4 separate regions of the Homo sapiens genome follow, and regions 2, 3 and 4 are each linked to region 1. The links are chromatin contacts, found by Hi-C or POLR2A ChIA-PET in ENCODE. All regions are on one chromosome and are shown on one strand. Each heading gives the region's core, a stretch centred on a gene start or an enhancer-like site at or near the end of the contact. The rest is flanking DNA. Distances are from core to core; before and after follow the strand shown.

Evidence for each region. A loop is a pair of places that touch in the nucleus more often than their neighbours do. ChIA-PET counts read pairs that join two places held with the same protein, here RNA polymerase II (POLR2A). Pooled maps may share reads with other maps.
Region 2: a pooled map shows a loop between it and region 1 (13-fold over the local background). The contact joins two enhancer-like sites. A Hi-C loop is called at or near these places in 4 of 37 single-sample maps with no recorded cell type and 6 of 50 pooled maps.
Region 3: a loop to region 1 is called in a map with no recorded cell type, with 7 times the contacts of the local background. The contact joins the promoter of CTSH here to the enhancer-like site in region 1. A Hi-C loop is called at or near these places in 2 of 37 single-sample maps with no recorded cell type and 4 of 50 pooled maps.
Region 4: a loop to region 1 is called in a map of CD8-positive, alpha-beta T cell, with 8 times the contacts of the local background. The contact joins the promoter of MORF4L1 here to the enhancer-like site in region 1. A Hi-C loop is called at or near these places in 1 of 168 maps with a recorded cell type or tissue (CD8-positive, alpha-beta T cell) and 10 of 50 pooled maps. POLR2A ChIA-PET finds 5 or more read pairs at or near these places in 2 of 52 experiments (CD4-positive, alpha-beta T cell and IMR-90).

Annotation. Positions count from the first base shown.
Region 1 is chr15:81,298,720-81,303,428 of GRCh38, forward strand. IL16 (interleukin 16) reads left to right here. Exons shown (of 19, transcript NM_172217.5): 14 at 661-1,756; 15 at 2,625-2,793. Among named protein-coding and RNA genes, the nearest start is that of STARD5, 23 kb to the right of the region's middle. RefSeq lists enhancers at 1-21, 3,087-3,176, 4,518-4,709. Within about 2 kb of position 1,457, at least 7 of the 41 ENCODE cell types and tissues checked have a DNase peak (open chromatin) inside an H3K27ac peak, as active enhancers do; they include CD8-positive, alpha-beta T cell, where a contact is called at or near this core.
Region 2 is chr15:83,927,139-83,931,532 of GRCh38, forward strand. All of the region lies in intron 17 of ADAMTSL3 (ADAMTS like 3), which reads left to right. Among named protein-coding and RNA genes, the nearest start is that of ADAMTSL3, 280 kb to the left of the region's middle. RefSeq lists enhancers at 1,031-1,200, 1,221-1,420. Within about 2 kb of position 2,698, at least 2 of the 41 ENCODE cell types and tissues checked have a DNase peak (open chromatin) inside an H3K27ac peak, as active enhancers do.
Region 3 is chr15:78,941,716-78,946,325 of GRCh38, forward strand. CTSH (cathepsin H) reads right to left here and starts at 3,331. Exons shown (of 12, transcript NM_004390.5): 1 at 3,176-3,331. The coding sequence starts at 3,266. RefSeq lists enhancers at 1,534-1,583, 2,014-2,063, 2,524-3,062, 3,063-3,601 and silencers at 2,452-2,746, 3,184-3,533.
Region 4 is chr15:78,871,212-78,875,378 of GRCh38, forward strand. MORF4L1 (mortality factor 4 like 1) reads left to right here and starts at 1,679. Exons shown (of 12, transcript NM_006791.4): 1 at 1,679-1,846. The coding sequence starts at 1,807. RefSeq lists silencers at 1,451-1,710, 2,121-2,180, 3,182-3,291 and enhancers at 2,266-2,897, 2,291-2,530.

The DNA of each region.
Region 1 (4,709 bases), core at 207-2,706:
GAGCAAGCTGATCAATGACCTGTGTATAGGCAGAGCAGCAAACACACGGCTTCAGGGCCAGGCAGGTACATACATGGGAAATGCTGGCTGGGTGAGAGGGAGCGTGAAGAGCTGTGGGAAGCCGAAGTGGCCCCATCAGAAGCTGTGCACAGGCACCTTGTTTTTAATGACACGGGTAGGTCAAAGCACAAACAGCTGCCAACTCATGACCTTTGTCTTAAAAGTTTAAACGGCAGGAGAACTGCTTTGGCTTTTACACATTTAACATGGTATCTTGGAGGCTCCTTAGTGCAGTAGAAAGGACATGAACTTCAAGAGTCAGGAGACACAGGGTCTTGCCTGAGCACTGCCATCAGATGGCCCCTTACCCTTCTTGAAATGTAATATGCCAGAGGTCGGCCCAGATATTCTCTGAGCACCCTTCCAGGCCTAAAACACTAGGATACTGTGAGATTAACTCCTACTTCTGGTCCTTCACTCCTGCCTGTTGGCAGCTCAGTCAGGTAATAGCACCTGGAGTTCACCCACCTGGGTGTCCCCCACTTCTGCTAATCTCCTCCTCTTGAATCCTTCTTGCTGTTCAGCTTGGAAACTAGAATTTAGGAAGAAAAGTCACTGTATGATGTAATGCACAGCTTTGGCCTTGTTTCTGCACTGTAGTGACCCAAACATCCCCGATAAAACACCCACTGCTTAAGAGGCAGGCTCGGATGGACTATAGCTTTGATACCACAGCCGAAGACCCTTGGGTTAGGATTTCTGACTGCATCAAAAACTTATTTAGCCCCATCATGAGTGAGAACCATGGCCACATGCCTCTACAGCCCAATGCCAGCCTGAATGAAGAAGAAGGGACACAGGGCCACCCAGATGGGACCCCACCAAAGCTGGACACCGCCAATGGCACTCCCAAAGTTTACAAGTCAGCAGACAGCAGCACTGTGAAGAAAGGTCCTCCTGTGGCTCCCAAGCCAGCCTGGTTTCGCCAAAGCTTGAAAGGTTTGAGGAATCGTGCTTCAGACCCAAGAGGGCTCCCTGATCCTGCCTTGTCCACCCAGCCAGCACCTGCTTCCAGGGAGCACCTAGGATCACACATCCGGGCCTCCTCCTCCTCCTCCTCCATCAGGCAGAGAATCAGCTCCTTTGAAACCTTTGGCTCCTCTCAACTGCCTGACAAAGGAGCCCAGAGACTGAGCCTCCAGCCCTCCTCTGGGGAGGCAGCAAAACCTCTTGGGAAGCATGAGGAAGGACGGTTTTCTGGACTCTTGGGGCGAGGGGCTGCACCCACTCTTGTGCCCCAGCAGCCTGAGCAAGTACTGTCCTCGGGGTCCCCTGCAGCCTCCGAGGCCAGAGACCCAGGTGTGTCTGAGTCCCCTCCCCCAGGGCGGCAGCCCAATCAGAAAACTCTCCCCCCTGGCCCGGACCCGCTCCTAAGGCTGCTGTCAACACAGGCTGAGGAATCTCAAGGCCCAGTGCTCAAGATGCCTAGCCAGCGAGCACGGAGCTTCCCCCTGACCAGGTCCCAGTCCTGTGAGACGAAGCTACTTGACGAAAAGACCAGCAAACTCTATTCTATCAGCAGCCAAGTGTCATCGGCTGTCATGAAATCCTTGCTGTGCCTTCCATCTTCTATCTCCTGTGCCCAGACTCCCTGCATCCCCAAGGAAGGGGCATCTCCAACATCATCATCCAACGAAGACTCAGCTGCAAATGGTTCTGCTGAAACATCTGCCTTGGACACAGGGTTCTCGCTCAAGTGAGTTTCTACACCCGGTGTTTCTCTTTACCTTTCTCATCTTTTTCTTTCTCATCTTTATTTTTAAAAATAATCCTATATATAATTTAAAAAATTCCCAGATATATTGATTAAAGAATTGTTCTGCCTCTTTCTTTCCATGTGTGTGCAGATGTCTGAGTGTGTGTGTGTCTGTCTGTAGGTATTACACCTCTGCCTTTCACATTAAGGAGGAGTTTTCACAACATCTGGCTTCAGGAGGGCTGGGAGGTAGGAGGTGGGACTGGCTCCCTGGTGAATTGCTCATGAGGGCTGACATACGCCTGTGGAGATTTGGAAGGTTGATGCACATCTGAAATGTCCTGCGGTTACTCAGAAAGACCAGAATGAGGCCAGGAAATTATCCATCAGGAATTCTTACTCTCCAAATGGAATCCACTTGTACTCTGCACGTGGGTTCAACTCCCTCGTCAGGGAGTTAGGATGTCTGGGTCCTAGTCTCAGCTTAGGCACTGATTCTGACTATGAGCAGGTTCTTTCCATGCTCACCCTCAGATTCCTTGTCAGTTGAAATTAGGAGATGGATGAGACCTTCTATGCAGAACCAAGAGGATGTCAGACGTGCCATAGGGTCCCTGCTGTAGGGCTGGGGCTTGGTCTTCCCTCTGATCAAAGTAGCTCTGCATTTATTAGTTTTATTTATTATTCTTACACTGCTGGGAAATATCTGTAGAGTGAAGGTATGCTAGTATCTACTCATAGATTTGTTGCATCAAATAATATGCACATAAGTGCTTGGCACCACACCTGGGACATAGTAATTATACAATCACTGTTACCTCTTTTTAATATTGTTGTTCATACTGTGTGTTGTTTCTCCTTATGAAAGCCTTTCAGAGCTGAGAGAATATACAGAGGGTCTCACGGAAGCCAAGGAAGACGATGATGGGGACCACAGTTCCCTTCAGTCTGGTCAGTCCGTTATCTCCCTGCTGAGCTCAGAAGAATTAAAAAAACTCATCGAGGAGGTGAAGGTTCTGGATGAAGCAACATTAAAGGTAGGTTTCCTTTGTAAGCATCTGCAGTAACCAATGGCTTATTATGGCTGTGTGGCCACCTTAGTTGGGCCAGAGGGGAAGTAGCTTGAGTAGCCTGCTCACATCAGACCCAGGTTGCGTCCTGTGATGGTGGGACACTGTAGCACTTGACCACAGTAAGACCTTCCATTTGAAGAGAGCCTTTTAGCTTGTGAACCACTTTCAGTAGATTGACTTCTTGCATCTTCTTTTGTCATTTTATAAATGAGAAAGGTAAGGCTCAATCAAGGTTACAGAACCTGGGTTTTCTGTCTCCAAGTTCAAGTTCAGTGCTGTTTCCACATTCCATGTGCTGCTGTCCTGGCATGTGTCTGTTGTGGGATGCTGTCCATTGTAAACAATGTGGGTTACAAGAGCTCTCACCTGGAGCTTTCATTATTTCCACTGTGCATGGAGAGGTGGCTGATCCCAGGGCTCACAAGTCCCCCACGCTTCAGTCAAGTCATTCTGAAAGTCTCACTTCCCATATGTTTTCTGAGCATGACCCAAAGGGGTGTGGGGAGGAAGTGGCCAGGCTGAGCTGGGGCCAGCAGTCAAATGAGCTCAGGCTCATGGGTCCTGCACCCTCTAGGTGCTGCCCCAGGCCTCCGTAGGCTTTTGGCACTAGAATGATCCAGGCTAGGATGAGAGGATAAGGAGGTTCTCGTTTTCCATACAAGGAGGCCTCATAGCTGCAATTTCCACATCAAGAGTGTAGGTGAGTCTGATGAGCCCAAGGTGCTGCTGTGCTGAGATTCTTTCGCTGTGGCTTTCACTTGTCACCTGGGACCATCATCCCCCAGGATCTTACTCAGTGCAAATGAAATAACAGAGGCAGAGCGTGTAAAACACAAAGAGCCATCCTGCCTGAGCTGCTCTGGGGAGAGTATTTGCTTTCTAACATGAGAAGAGCCTTCTACAAGGCAAGTAACCTGATACTTGGGTAAAAGTTGAGAGAGTTGGGCTAGTGTTGGGGCTTGGAGGTGAGGGTGCAGTGAGGTACATTCATCCTTCCATGCCTTTGGGTCTTAGGGGCTCCAAGTCTTAGGATCATAGGGACAGCTGCAAGTCAGGTGCTCTAGTGACGCTGAGCAAGTGAATTCTTTGACATAAGTTTACTCCTTAGTGCCAAGGTACAAACAGGTGCCCCAAGAACCTGTAGGTGTACTTTATTTGGTCTGCATGGTGATGAAAAAAATATTGAATTCTATACATGATAAAACCTGAATTGAAACCTGGACTTTAGGGAAGTGATCTGGTAGCGCTAGTTCTGTATGCCTACGTAGAGCTGACCCTTTGAGCAGATGTACTCGTTGGCGCTCTGCAGTTCCTATCACACATCTGCCCATTTGGCTCATTTTAGGGACCTGCCTGACTCCTATAGGCATCTGAGTTTGAGACCCCTGCTCTAGACTGGAATAGGAGTCTCTGACTGTGTCCTGGCTCCATGGGAGTCCCCGTCTAGGCTAGGAAGTACCGTAGTAATGTGTGTGTGTGTGTGTGTGTGTGTGTGTCACACTTGCACACTGTGCATTGGGGCAGGATGTTAGCTGGGCTTCCTTAGTGCTGCTGCTGTGACCCATGGAGAAGTAGAAGGGAAGAAGGAGCAACCAATTCCTGCAGAACAGCACTGACCCCTGTTTTGTTTTTTGTTGTTTTTTTTTTTTGTTTTGTTTTACCTGAAGTCCTACAACCTGACTTCATCTCACACTGTCCAATATGCTGATTTCTGGCTGACTTCATGGCACTCCCCCTGCCCGGCTGTGGACAGGGTGAATGAGAGAGGAAAATAATTATGCTTGCTGCTTTACATACATTTTTTTTTTCTTCTAAGCTTCCCATGACTCCTGAAGGTCCATTCTTTACAGATGAGGAAACTGAGGTTTGAGGAGGTGATG
Region 2 (4,394 bases), core at 1,448-3,947, 2.6 Mb after region 1:
CGGAGTCTCACTCTGTTGCCCAGGCTGGAGTGCAATGGCACAGTCTCGGCCCACTGCAGCCTCTGCCTCCTGGGTTCAAGTGATTCTCCTGCCTGAGCTTCCTGAGTAGCTGAGACTACAGGCATATGCCACCACACCCAGCTAATTTTTGTATTTTTCGTAGAGATGGGATTTTGCCATGTTGGCCAGGCCGATCTCAAACTGACCTCGAGTGATCCGCCCACCTCAGCCTCCCAAAGTGCTGGGATTACAGACGTGAGCCACCGCACCTGGCCCATGAATCCTTTTCTATGTACTGTTTTATTTAAAACAATGGATGAACCTGTTCACAACTTACACCTGCACTGTATCAGGTGTTTTGCTGTGCAACAATTTGAAAATCACTGCCCTAAGTCTCTTTTTGGTGAAAAGTAGCTAGTACTATTCTTATTAATGGCTTCACATTCTTTCAGAAATGTGCTAATAAATATATAATGAATAAAGGCTCTTGTTTTCTGTATATGAAAACTGAAATTTAGGATTTTTAGGTAATTGATGACTTCTCCATGAGCATACACTAAATAAATTGCATACTACAACATAAAGCCCAAACATGGAGTATTTCTCATGAGATGTCATCTAGTCCAAATTCTGCCTTTTCTGGATGGCCAAATGGAGGCTGTGGGAGCCCACATATTATGCTACTAGTAGAGCTGGTCTCCTGATTTCCAGTCCCTCCACTAGCCATCCCCTTTGTCTACTCTAGCCAGTACTCTCTTTCTAGAAAGATGACTAAAAAAAAATGGTTTCGAATTTACACAGACTTAAAATTGTGACTACAATTTGGCTGTGTGATTTTTTTTTTTTCTTTTTTTTGAGATAGGGTCTCTCTCTGTTGCTCAGGCTGGAGTGCAACGGTATGATCACAGTTCACTGCAGCCTTGAACTTCTGGGGTCAAGTGATCCTCCTGCCTCAGCCTCCCAAGTTGCTGGGATTACAGGAATGAGCCATGTGCATCACTAATTTTTAAAAATTTTTAAATGTTTTTAGAGATTAGGTTTTTCTCTGTCATCTAAGCTGGAGTGCAGTGGTGCAGTCATGGCTCACTACAGCCTTGACCTCCTGGGCTCAAGACATCCTCTCATCTCAACCTTCCAAGCCCCTAGGATTATAGGCATGAGTGACCACACCCAGCTAGCTATGATATATTGCTAGCCATTAACAAAGAAGAGTAAAAAGAAGAAAATACAACCCAATATGTTGGGGTATATTTTATTTCTAGATTTAAATCTTACTGCAGATTGACATGAAGCTAGTCTTCACCAGAGTTCTGTCCTGTTTCTAGCCAAGTAACAACTAAAACAGAGAAAACGAAAATGATAACAACATGAAAGGCACTTCAAATGAGAATGATTTGCATATCACAGGATGAAAAGAGAGGCCCTAAGAACACTGATGAAACTCTCAGTTTTATTTTTGTGAAAATAACTGTTCCACTCTTGCTCTGGAAGTGAAGGTAGCCATAATGTGTCATCATATAATTTTTTCAGAAAAGAAAGCCAAAATATGAAACAATTTACAATTCATTCTCTGCCATTCTAAGAATTAGTGCATAAAGTTGGCATTACAACCACAATTATGTTCAAGATAAGATAACTTGATTTTATAATTTTTAATTTAAATTTTCAAGACTAAATCAAACATTTTCCCCCACTTTATCATGAAACCTGAGTTTCTTTTTTGAGTGGAATCACATAAAGTGGCCTTTTATGGTTTTTGTTCTCTGATAATATGAACTTGAGATTCTTGACCATTTACTTTTCAGTACTTGATGAATTTGTCCTAATCATGTGTAACTGCCACTGCCTTAATTCAGATATGTTTTACCTGAACTGTTTCACAAGTTTCTAAATGAACTCTTGACTCTCCTGTTTCCTGCTCTGATCCATGTGCACACACGACTATGAAAGATCTTTATCTTTCTAAGTTGCAAAATGACTGTGTGTGCCTCTGCATGAAACCTTCAACAACACTCCTTTATCTATGGATTAAAACCCACATTCTCTACTTTGGCATGTGTTTCTTTTGCCGGGGCTGCCATAACAAAGCACCAGAAACAGAGTGGCTTAAAGAACAGAAATTTATCATCTCCCAGATCTGGAGACCAGAAGTCCAAAATTAAGGTGTCCGCGGCGTTGATTCTTTCTTAGAGCTGTGAGAGAGCCTTGGTTCCATGGCTTTCTCCTGGCAGGTAACCTCTGGCATTCTTTGGCTTGTGAATGGCATTGTCCCTGTGATTTCATATTGTTTTCCTTCTCTGTGTCTTTGTGTCCACACTTCTCCTTTTCATAAGGACATCACTTATATTGGAGTAGGGCCTACTCTAATGACCTCCTCTTGATCATCTGCAAAGAACTTATTTCCGAATAAGGTCACAGTCACAAGTACTGGGGGTTATAACTTCCACATCTTTTGTGGGAAGGCAATTCAACCTATAACAGCATATAAATGCCTTTGTGACCCTGGATCCAACTCTTAAACCACATCTCCTGTCACCTCTACCACACACACACACACACACAGAGAGAGACAGAGAGAGACAGAGAGACAGAGACAGACACACACACACACAGAGAGACAGAGAGAGACAGAGAGACAGAGACAGACACACACACACACACACACTCAGACTCACCCTAAGGAACTTGCTCAGCAGCCACAGTAAATTATGCACCATGACCCACACTCCTGCTCATTCATGCCATTTGGACCTTTGCACACACTATGCCCTCTGCCTCTTAGAGACCTTCGCTACTATGACATTAGTTAATTCTCTCCCATAAAAGTAATCATTGGCTCACTTCTCACTGGTAAAATGAAGTTCAACAGAATGTGAGATAGGATCCTTACCTGAGACACTTGATAGCAAGGAACTCTCAAAAGTCAAAAGAAAATTGGAAATGGATCAGGGACATGGGATAAAGCCTCAGTTCCACGTCTCTCAAGGAATTTCAGGTGAGTTCCTTAGCTCTCTGGACCCTGTTTCTTAATATGAATAATGAAGAAAGGTGTTGGACTTTATGATCACCGAGGTCCCCTAAGCTCCAGTCTTTCATTTTTGAGTAGTGCTTTCAGGTTGCATTTTTCACTCATGTCTTCAAATTATGTCTAGTCCTTTTGTAACAATCCTTATGTCCATACCTGAGTAGTGTGACGTGCTTGGGGTTTTAGTTCTAAGGATGACAGCCTTGGTTTGACCTGCCCAGGAGGTCAAGGCAGGGTTGAGTTTAGTCAGTGCTCTTCCATTGCCCACCAAACCAGAACAAGATTTAGCAACAAATCTAGAAATTGTTTCTTAAATTTACTGAAGAAAGCTTACTGGTTTATTCATGCATCAGCCTGTGTACTGTATCCCCTTTCTCTCATCACTGTGCCTCAGCAAGAGTTCTTACACATTCTCTTCCTCAGCAATCTCTTGCCCACAGAGCTTCCAAGCTAGGAATAATAGAGCAGACAACATGTCTTGGCCACTTTGCAAAATTAAGAGTCTGTTTTTATGTGAAAGGAAATACTATTCCTCATTTCAAAGTTGCAAATTTAATAAACTTTTCAAAGGTTGAGAGTTATATTGGAAAAAAACCAGCAGAGACAAAGATTTGATGCCAAAATAAAGGTAAGTTTACAAAAATGTTTTAGGTTCTAGAAACTAGTGGTGTAGGAATAACAGGAACAGTGTGTTGCATAATATTTTCCATACAAATATTTACTGACTCCAAGGGCAATAGCAGTAAAATATTACCCCAGGGTGAAACTTACCACTGAGATTGGGTTGAACAGCCAGTGGATCTTTATTTACCCAAAGGCAAATGTATTTGATGTATTAGCCTGGGCTCTCCAAGGTGGGGTGTTGGATGTTTATTTGCTTTTATGGGGTTACTCCCCCTGATCTATCCTATAACTGCTGAGTGCCTGCTATTTATGGAGTTTGCTTTTTCCAGGAGAGAGCCAGCAGCTTGTAGAAGCATGCTGGGTTACATAATGGTCCTGCTAGTCTGAGGAGAGCCTTCTTCTCTAACAGGATTCAACACTGCTAGGGAAGAAAGGAGGAAAGCAAGAGGCAATAGTGATGTGTTTCTGTACCAGCTTGTTACCTATTTCTTGATATAAAAAACAATTCTTTATTGAGTTCATTGTCTGTGAATAAGAAATTGTTGCCCATTTCTTAAATAAAAACAGCTCCATCTCCAGTTCCTTGTGACTATAATTGATTTATCTAGCTATACACTTGCTCAAAAGATGATCATCCTGAAGTCACATCAATAAACTTACAAATTTAAGCTGAATTGTTTTAATCATGAAACAGAAACCTTCTGATTATTTAGCTATGTAGTCCAATTGTCATCCAAATATGACC
Region 3 (4,610 bases), core at 2,081-4,580, 2.4 Mb before region 1:
AACCCGGGAGGCGGGGCTTGCAGTGAGCCGAGATCACGCCACTGCACTCCAGCCTGGGCGACAGAATGAGACTCCGTCTCAAAAAAAAAAAAAAAAATTTATTCTGGATTGAGTAATCATAATTATTATTAGTGTCCCAACTGATTAAAACATTTCAAATGTATTATACATTATGAAAAGTAATTGTTAAACATCAAAAGTAAAATTGTATCAGAAATGCATCTCTTAATGTGATAAACAGTACTCTACTGCCCATCCCCCGCAATGGATTTATATTTTCATGAGTGAATATTGTTTGGTTGAGAAAAGGTTCAGCATTAATTCTGGTCTTATTTTTGTTTCTTATAGGTCAAAGGGCTGGGAAACCCTGCTCAAATAAGCAGCTGGGAATGGAGGCAGTTTTTAAGAGCAATGCCACTTAATTCTTCGCACTCCTTTCTGTGCATCCAATCCCATGGTGCTCTATCACTCAGCCCTCCCTCCCTCCCTTTCTTTCCTTCTTTTTTTTTTTTTTTTTTGAGAAGGAGGCTGGCTCTGTTGCCCAGGCTGGAGGGCAGTGGCACGATATCAGCTCACTGCAACCTCCACCTCCCTGGTTCAAGCAATTCTATCTCAGCCTCCCAAGTAGCTGGGATTACAGGTGCCCACCACCACGCCCGGCTAATTTTTATATTTTTAGTAGAGATGGGGTTTCACCATGTTAGCCAATCTGGTCTGAAACTTCTGACCTCAGGTGATCCACCCACCTTGGCCTACCAAAGTGCTGGGATCACAGGCGTGAGCCCCCACGCCTGGCCTCACTCAACATTATTTTTAAGACCTCATCAGTTGATATCCCCATGAAGTCCTCTCCTCTTCAATTCAGTTTCCTTGAGGAATTGAGAATGCCAGATATGAACGATTTATTACCGTTTTGTCTTTTTGTTTGCTGTCCCTATTGTTTTTATACCCATGGGTTCAGGTTCAGATTGAATGAGAGGAAAGAGGTTCCCCCTTGCCTTCAGGGGCTCTCTCCCAGTTTTAGCAAAGAGGACACTTGGAAATAAAAGGTCTGTAAATGGATTTCCAGAACACTCTCTGCCGGCATCACTTGAAATATCTTCCTGTTTCCCCAAGGATCCATACCTCCAGTGTGAAGATCACTACCACACAGCATTTAGATCTCCGTTTTTGGGTCTCGAACCTGTTCCAGAGACCAATCTATGGCCGTTTTCCCTGGGGAAAATGCACATTTCCTCAACATGGCTCCCTTTAGGGTTTCAGGGGATTCCAGATCTTGATTAAGGGCCCTGCTGCAGCTGAGGGCTTTAGAGGAAGACAGACCTCAACTCAGGACAAGAGTTGGAGGCAGGGTTTGAGTTTAGGACAATTGACTACCAGTTTGCCTCTGGAGAGATTATTCTGGGGCCAGAATAATCTGCTGGTGAACCGTGCCTTACCCTAAAATAGATCCATTCCAATCTAGTCAGGACTTTAAAAGTGCCATAATACCTTGCCTGGATTTACAGCAGGTTTCAGGAAAGTACAGTATTCCCCTGTTTGTTTGTTTGTTTGTTTTAGATGGAGTCTTACTCTGTCACCCAGGCTGGAGTGATCGCCACCTCTCAGTTTCAAGCGATTCTCCTGCCCCAGCCTCCTGAGTACCTGGGATTACAGGCACCTGGCTACCACACCCAGCTAATTTTTGTATTTTTAGTAGAGACAGGGTTTCACCATGTTGGCCAGGCTGCTCTCGAACTCCTGACCTAAAGTGATCCGACTGCCTCGGTCTCCCAAATTGCTGAGATTACAGGTGTGAGCCACCGCAGCCGGTCCCTGACTCCTGTTTTAGTACAGCTCCTGGGCTACAAACGGTTTCTTACAATTTTAAATGGTTAGAAGAAACATATTTCGTAGCACCCAAAAATCCCTTGAAACTGAAATTTCAGTGGCCATAAAAATCATTTATTAGAACCCAGTTACACTGACTCACTTACATACAATCTATGGTTGCTATCACACTACCATGGCAGAGTTAGTAGTTGCTACAGAGACCACCATAAAGCCTAAGTTATTTACCGTCTGGTCTTTCACAGAAAAAGTTTGCCAAGCCCTGCTCTGGAATTCAGACAGCCTCTCAGCGCCAGCCTTCTCCAGGCAGCCCTCGCTTGCGGCAGCTAGGTTTTCCTTAGGCGGGAACTGACCTGGAGCTGGGCGCCCACTGAGGTTTGCAAGGCTGGGGAGCTTTTTAAATAAATAGGTGGGAAGGAATGAGGCAACCCTCTGGCCCAGATTCAGCCTCAGTGATCTCTGTCCCATCCCCTGAGCCTCTAGCTGGGGGAAAGCCCTGTCCCGTTCCTCCAGAGCTCAGGGCACCCCCCCTCCCTAGGTTCTTGGCTCCTTGGGTTGTTTCTTGGCTACTTTTCTCGGTGAAGGGGGCAGGTGGTCTTTAAGTTCAGAGCCTGTGGGCTGAGGCTGGGACCAGGGACAGTAGGAAAGGAGGGAGGCAGTAGGGAAGAGCAGGCTCCTTGCCTTCAGCCAGGGGAGGTGCCTGAGCCCGGGCAGTAGACAGGATGCAAGGGCAGCACGAAGCTGGACCAGTCGCAGCCAATCTGGCCAACAAGAGGAGTCCTGGGGCTCCACCTGACGCCATGGGCCCTGGGGTGCTGTTAAAAGCGCTGTTGGTCTGAGTGCTTTCCCTGGTGCCGTTGCACAGGGATTCACTGTTCCAAACAGCCCGTCCAACCTACTCTACAGATGGGACTCCCAAGACACTACGGGGATCCCCTGTGTGCCAAGTCCCGGGGGAAGCTGCTAGAGAAGGCTGGGACGTCCTTGCTCACCTCTGGCAGGGACAGATCAGAGTCCTCTGTGTGACACTCTGTGTCCCCAGTTGAGGAAGGCGGAAGGAGCTGCGGGCTCCTTTGGTATTCTAGGCTGGAGAGCCACCTGGCTAGGTGGGACCCTGGACACTCAGCCCATCTGCTCCTCTGGTCCTACAAGCCGCCCACCCTCCGAGAACCCCCGCCTATAATGCAGTTTACCCCTCCCCGTGCCAGCACGCAGAGTTCCTGGCCTCTCACCGGGGAAAGCTCTGCCCCGTTCCTCCGGAGCCCAGTGCGCCCCTGGCCAAGTTCTCCCAGCGTCCACTCTAGGGCCTGCTAGCACCCTCTCGGGCGGCGCGCCCTCTGCGTACCTAAGGAGTTCACGCACAGTTCGGCGGCACCGCAGACGGGGACTCCCAGGAGCCAGGCCCCGGCGCAGAGCAGCGGCAGCGTGGCCCACATCGCAGCGCTGGCGGCTTGGCTCTTGCGCTCAGGGTCCGCGGAGGTGGCGGCCCAGAGCGTCAACTGGGAGCGCGGGGGGGGAGCGGCACGAGCGTGGAGGAGCGGCGGGAGCGCGAAGGGGCGGAGCGAGCGCGGGGCGGAGCGAGCGCGGGGCGGGGTGGGCGGTACTCCCCCGAGGCCGGGCTCGCGGGAGGGGGCGGCGCCGACTAACTCGCCAGCTCTAGTTCACCTGTCGGCCGGCCGCGTCGCTCCCTTATCTCCTCTGGGAGGAAGGGCTTATCTGGGTATCAGGCCTGGCTGAGTCCTGGATCTGCCTGGACTGGCTGGCACCGCGCGGGGAGGTCTCAGCCTGGCCTCTCCCTCTCCCAGCCTGTCGCCATCCCCACGTCCCCCATCTCCCTGCGTGTCCCCACCTCGCACCCCCCCATCTCCCTGCCTATCCCCAACTCGCACCCCTCATGTCCCTTCCTGTCCCCACCTCACACCATGTCCCTGCCTGTCTTCACCTTGCACCCTCCATCTCCCTGCCTGTCCCCACCTCGCTCCCCCTATGTCCCTGCCTGTCTCCACCTCACACCCCCATCTCCCTGAATGTGCCCACCTCCCACCCCCTATGTCCCTGCCTGTCCCCACCTCCCACCCCCATGTCCCTGCCTGTCCCCACCTCGCACCCCCATGTCCCTGCTTATCCCCACCTCGCACCCCCCCATCTCCCTGCCTGTCCCCAACTCACACCCCCCATCTCCCTGCCTGTCCCCACCTCAGACTCCCCATGTCCCTGCCTGTCTCCACCTCACACCCTTATGTCCCTGCCTGTCCCCACCTCGCACGCCCCACGTCCCTGCCTGTCCCCACCTCGCACTCCCCATGTCCCTGCTTGTCCCCACCTCGCACCCCCCATCTCCCTGCCTGTCCCCACCTCACACCCCCCATGTCCCTGCCTGTCTCCACCTCACAGCCTTATGTCCCTTCCTGTCCCCACCTCGCACCCCCCATCTCCCTGCCTATCCCCACCATACCCCTATGTCCCTGCCTGTCCCCACCTCACACCCCCATGTCTCTGCCTGTCCCCACCTCACACCCCCATATCCCTGCCAGTCCCCACCTCACATCCCCCCATCTTCCTGCATTTCCCCACCTCACACCCCTATGTCCCTGCCTGTCCCCGCCTTGCACCTCCCATCTTCCTGCCTGTCCCCACCTCACACCCCCTCATGTCCCTGCGTGTCTCCACCTTGCACCCCCATCTCCCTGCCTGTCCCCACCTCATACCCCCCATGTCCCTGTGTGTCTCCACCTCAGACTTTCCCCCACACTCCCCACGTCTCCCTGCCCTGGTTAACC
Region 4 (4,167 bases), core at 429-2,928, 2.4 Mb before region 1:
GGGTGTGGAACCCGGGCAGGGGAGGGCTTAGAAAAGCCATGGAGACAGGCTGGGCGCAGTGGCTCACGCCTGTAATCCCAGCACTCTGGGAGGCCGAGGCCAGCGGGTCACCTAAGGTCGGGAGTTCAAGACCAGCCTGACTAACATGAAGAAACCCCATCTCTACAAAAACACAAAAATTAGCCCGGTGTGGTGTCACATGCCTGTAATCCCAGCTACTCGGGAGGCTGAGGCAGGAGAATCGCTTGAACCTGGGAGGCAGAGGTTGCAGTGAGCTGAGATCGCGCCTTTGCACTACAGCCTGGTTAATAAGAGGGAAACTCCGTCTCAGAAAGAAAAAAAAAAAAAAGAAAAGTCATGGAGACAAAGGTTTGCGTAGGAGGATAAAGGTTTACATAGGGGATGCAGGTAGGCTAAGGGCTGTTTGTGGAAGGATTTAAATACCAGGCTAAGGACTTTGAGATTTATCGTCTAAAGTTCATTGAGCACTTATTCATTGTTGGGTACCGCGCTAAGCCCGTATATGTAATTCTCACAATAAACTGACGGAAATGGTGCTATTTTGCAGCTTAGCCAACAAAGTTGTTTTTGAACAGGGAACGACATAAATCCGTTTGTTTAGGCCAGGCACGGTGGCTCACGCCTGTAATCCCAGAACTTTGGAAGGCCAAACCGGGCGGATCACGAGGTCAGGAGTTCCAGACCAGCCTGGCCAACATGGTGAAACCCAGTATCTACTAAAAATACAAAAATTAGCTGGGCGTGGTGGCACATGCCTGTAATCCCAGCTACTCCGGAGGCTGAGGCAGGAGAATCGATTGAACCTGGGAGGCGAAGGCTGCAGTAAGCAGAGATCGCGCCACTGCACTCCAGTCTGGGCAACGGAGCGACACTCCATCTCAGAAAAAAAAAAAAAGGTATAATATTGAAGAAATCCGTTTGTTTAGAGTGACAAGAAGCACAAACAGGGCAGGTACGGAATACAGACGTTGACATATTCACACTAGCCTTTTTCAGAAAGCAGAGCTCCATTATCTCAAAAAGCTAAAGCGTGACTAGTGTTTCCCACGTCATCATCCTCATTTCCGCAAGGCTGGGCTGGAGAAGAGGAGGTAGACCTAGGAGCCAACAAATGGCTATCAATCCCACCAAATAGGCTCCGCAGTGGGGTTGCTAAACAACGAAGCTTCCAGAAGCGGACCCCAGTTCCCACCCTCTTGCTGATCCTAAAGCCTTTCTATGCAAAAACTAGCGGAATGCTATTGAATGTAGGTTTCCGAGCCAGCCCTATTCTCTCCGACTACTTCAACATCAACGGGGGCTTATTTGCCCAAGGGACGTCGCAACTGGGCCTTTCCCATTCTATTATCACTGGTGGCTCACCACCCCCACTCTCCCCCATCGCCAGCTCCGCCTTAACCTCCCACGAAATCAAATCCCCGCTTTACCAACCCGCAGCAGCCGGGGGCATGGAGAGAGAAGCGGGGGTGGGGTGGGGTAGGGTAGCCGGCCCCTCCCCCACCCGGGGGGGGGGGGGGGGCGCCTCCACCGACTCCGAACTACCAGTCCCGGCGTGCCCTGGGGCGGCGCGGGCGCAGGGGCGCGTGCGCGGCGGGCTGTCGTTGGCTGGAGCAGCGGCTGCGCGGGTCGCGGTGCTGTGAGGTCTGCGGGCGCTGGCAAATCCGGCCCAGGATGTAGAGCTGGCAGTGCCTGACGGCGCGTCTGACGCGGAGTTGGGTGGGGTAGAGAGTAGGGGGCGGTAGTCGGGGGTGGTGGGAGAAGGAGGAGGCGGCGAATCACTTATAAATGGCGCCGAAGCAGGACCCGAAGCCTAAATTCCAGGAGGGTGAGTGTGCGCCTTTGGGAAAAAGGCACCTAACGGCGCAGGAGATAGAGGCGGGCTCGAGGTGATTGAGGCTTGAGGGCCGGGGGCGGCGCGGGCTGCGCCCTGAGAAGGCGGCGGTCAGTGCTTTGTGCGGGGAAAGCGCATTGCGGATGGCAATTCCGGTGCGTCATTGTGAGAAAGCGCTTTGTGAAGCGAGAGTGCTGCGCAGGCGTTAGAGTGGGAGAGAGAGCGTTTGGCGCGTGGCACACCCTCGTCAAGTGTTTGTTATTGTTCTGAGGAAGAGGGCGCGGAGAGAGCAGCCTATTGTAGGGAGGCGACGGGAGCGCCATGGCGGCGGTTAGGGGAAGTGATGTGGCGGCGGGGGGGGAGGGGCGGTGGCTGTTTCGGGCGGTCCTGCGGCGCGCCCGGCCGCTTGGGCAGCTACGACGGGTTTTTCGGTGCTTCCTGGAGCCCCGGGGTGGTTGCGTTCGGTGGCAACTCAGCTGCGGATGGGGGTGGGTTTGGCGCCACGGGGCGGGAGAAGTGCGTTGTAAAATGGCCGTTGCAAGATGGCGGCGCCATCATGGCCGCCGGCGTCTCGGTCCCGTATGGAGGCACAGCTTACGGGCAGATGCAGCGCCCCCTTCCACGACGACCAGAAGGTTGCCGGGGCCCTCCGCATACCACAGAGTGGTGGGTGGGGACAGAAAAAAAAAAGTGAGATGAGCGTTTTCCTCCGCTTTGTGTTGCCTGGAGGCATCACTCTGCTATTCTTGGGCGCAGTGCCGAGATCCTATGGTAATGTGAGTGAGCTCTCGCTTTGCAGTTGCTCGTAAAAAGTAAATAAAAATGATCTGAATGCAGTGTTGACGCCGTTTGCATTTGTAAGTCCCATTGCCTCGACGTCATTTTTTAAATGCAGTAATTGTTTGATTAGTTGCAGTGTTTAACAATGACTTGAAAGTTGAATTTCTTTTTATTAATTGGTTTTCGATTGACATGAGTTTTGGGTAAGGTTAGACTGACTCCCAGTGGAAGGCAGCTCTTTAAATTTTCACAACGCTTCAGTTAACGTATAATAAGGTGGAGGTCTAATAGCTAAAAAGGAAGTAAAGTCCTGTTGAGAAAGGAGGAACACTTTAACATTCCTTTTCATTGCTATGGAAATTTATGCTAGTTACCGTAAATACGATGTCTACATGCGTACGATTTTTGTTCTAGGGGTTTTTAGACTTGCATTAGAATTCCTTTTAGAGCCGTAAACCTCAAACCGTAGTACTGCGTATTTTAAGTTTATGGAATATTTAAGGAGGTTTTAGGGGTATTTTGTTAATGAGTGACTTTTTTTGTTTGTATTTTTGAGACGATGTTTGTCACCCAGGCTGTAGTGCAGTGACGCTATCTCGGCTCACCTCTGCCCCCCACCCGGGCTAAAGCGAGCCTCCCAAGTAGCTGGGATCACAGACGCGCGCCATCACGTCCGGCTAAGTTTTGTTTTGTTCTGTTTTGTTTTTTAGGGTTTTTGTTTTTTCTTTTCTTTTTCTTTCTTTTTTTTTTTTTTTTTTTGTATTTTTGGTAGAGACGGGGTTTCATGTTGCCCAGGCTGGTCTCGAACTCCTGGGCTTGAGCGATCCACCCGCCTCGGCCTCCCAAAGTTGTGGGGGGTTAACGGGCGTGAGGCATCGCTCTCGGCCGTGTGACTTTTAATACCCCTCTCTCACCTTGAGAAGCTGTTGACTCTACCTCCTATGGGTTCATTATTTTACTAGACATTTTAGAGCAGATATTCTTAATCTAGAGTCAGTGCATTAATTGAGACGGTGCGTGAAATTGAGGAAGATTTTTTTTTCTATCTCCCAAGTTTAGTATTTCAATTAACAGTGTAATTGCTCCCCCTAAACCCCGAAAAAAACCACCACATTAGCATTTTCAGTATATTTTCATATCTCAACATTACAGTTATGGAAGATGTTTTCAGTTATCGCATTCTTATTTCTTCAAAATTAGGGTAGTTATTGTATTAGCAGCCAAGTCTTGTTTGTCCTGTAATGTCATAGAACGTGACATTTAAAGTGTTTTGTTTCAGTACAGTTGGTTTCCTTTGTACTAGTGTGTGTTTTATGTATTTATGAAACTATTAGGCTCGTAGGGTTTATCAGACTGTCAAGGCACAAAAAGTTAATCGCTGCTGTGGGAACAACCTAAGGATGGCTGTTCTGGAAGAAGCGCTTTAGTTCTAGAGGGTTGCTAGTTAAGAGAGGAGTAGCAGCAGAGATTTCCTTGTGCCGTTTTAAGTGGGGTAATTGGAGAAGAGTAGGAACCAAGGTATCCCCAGGTAAGGG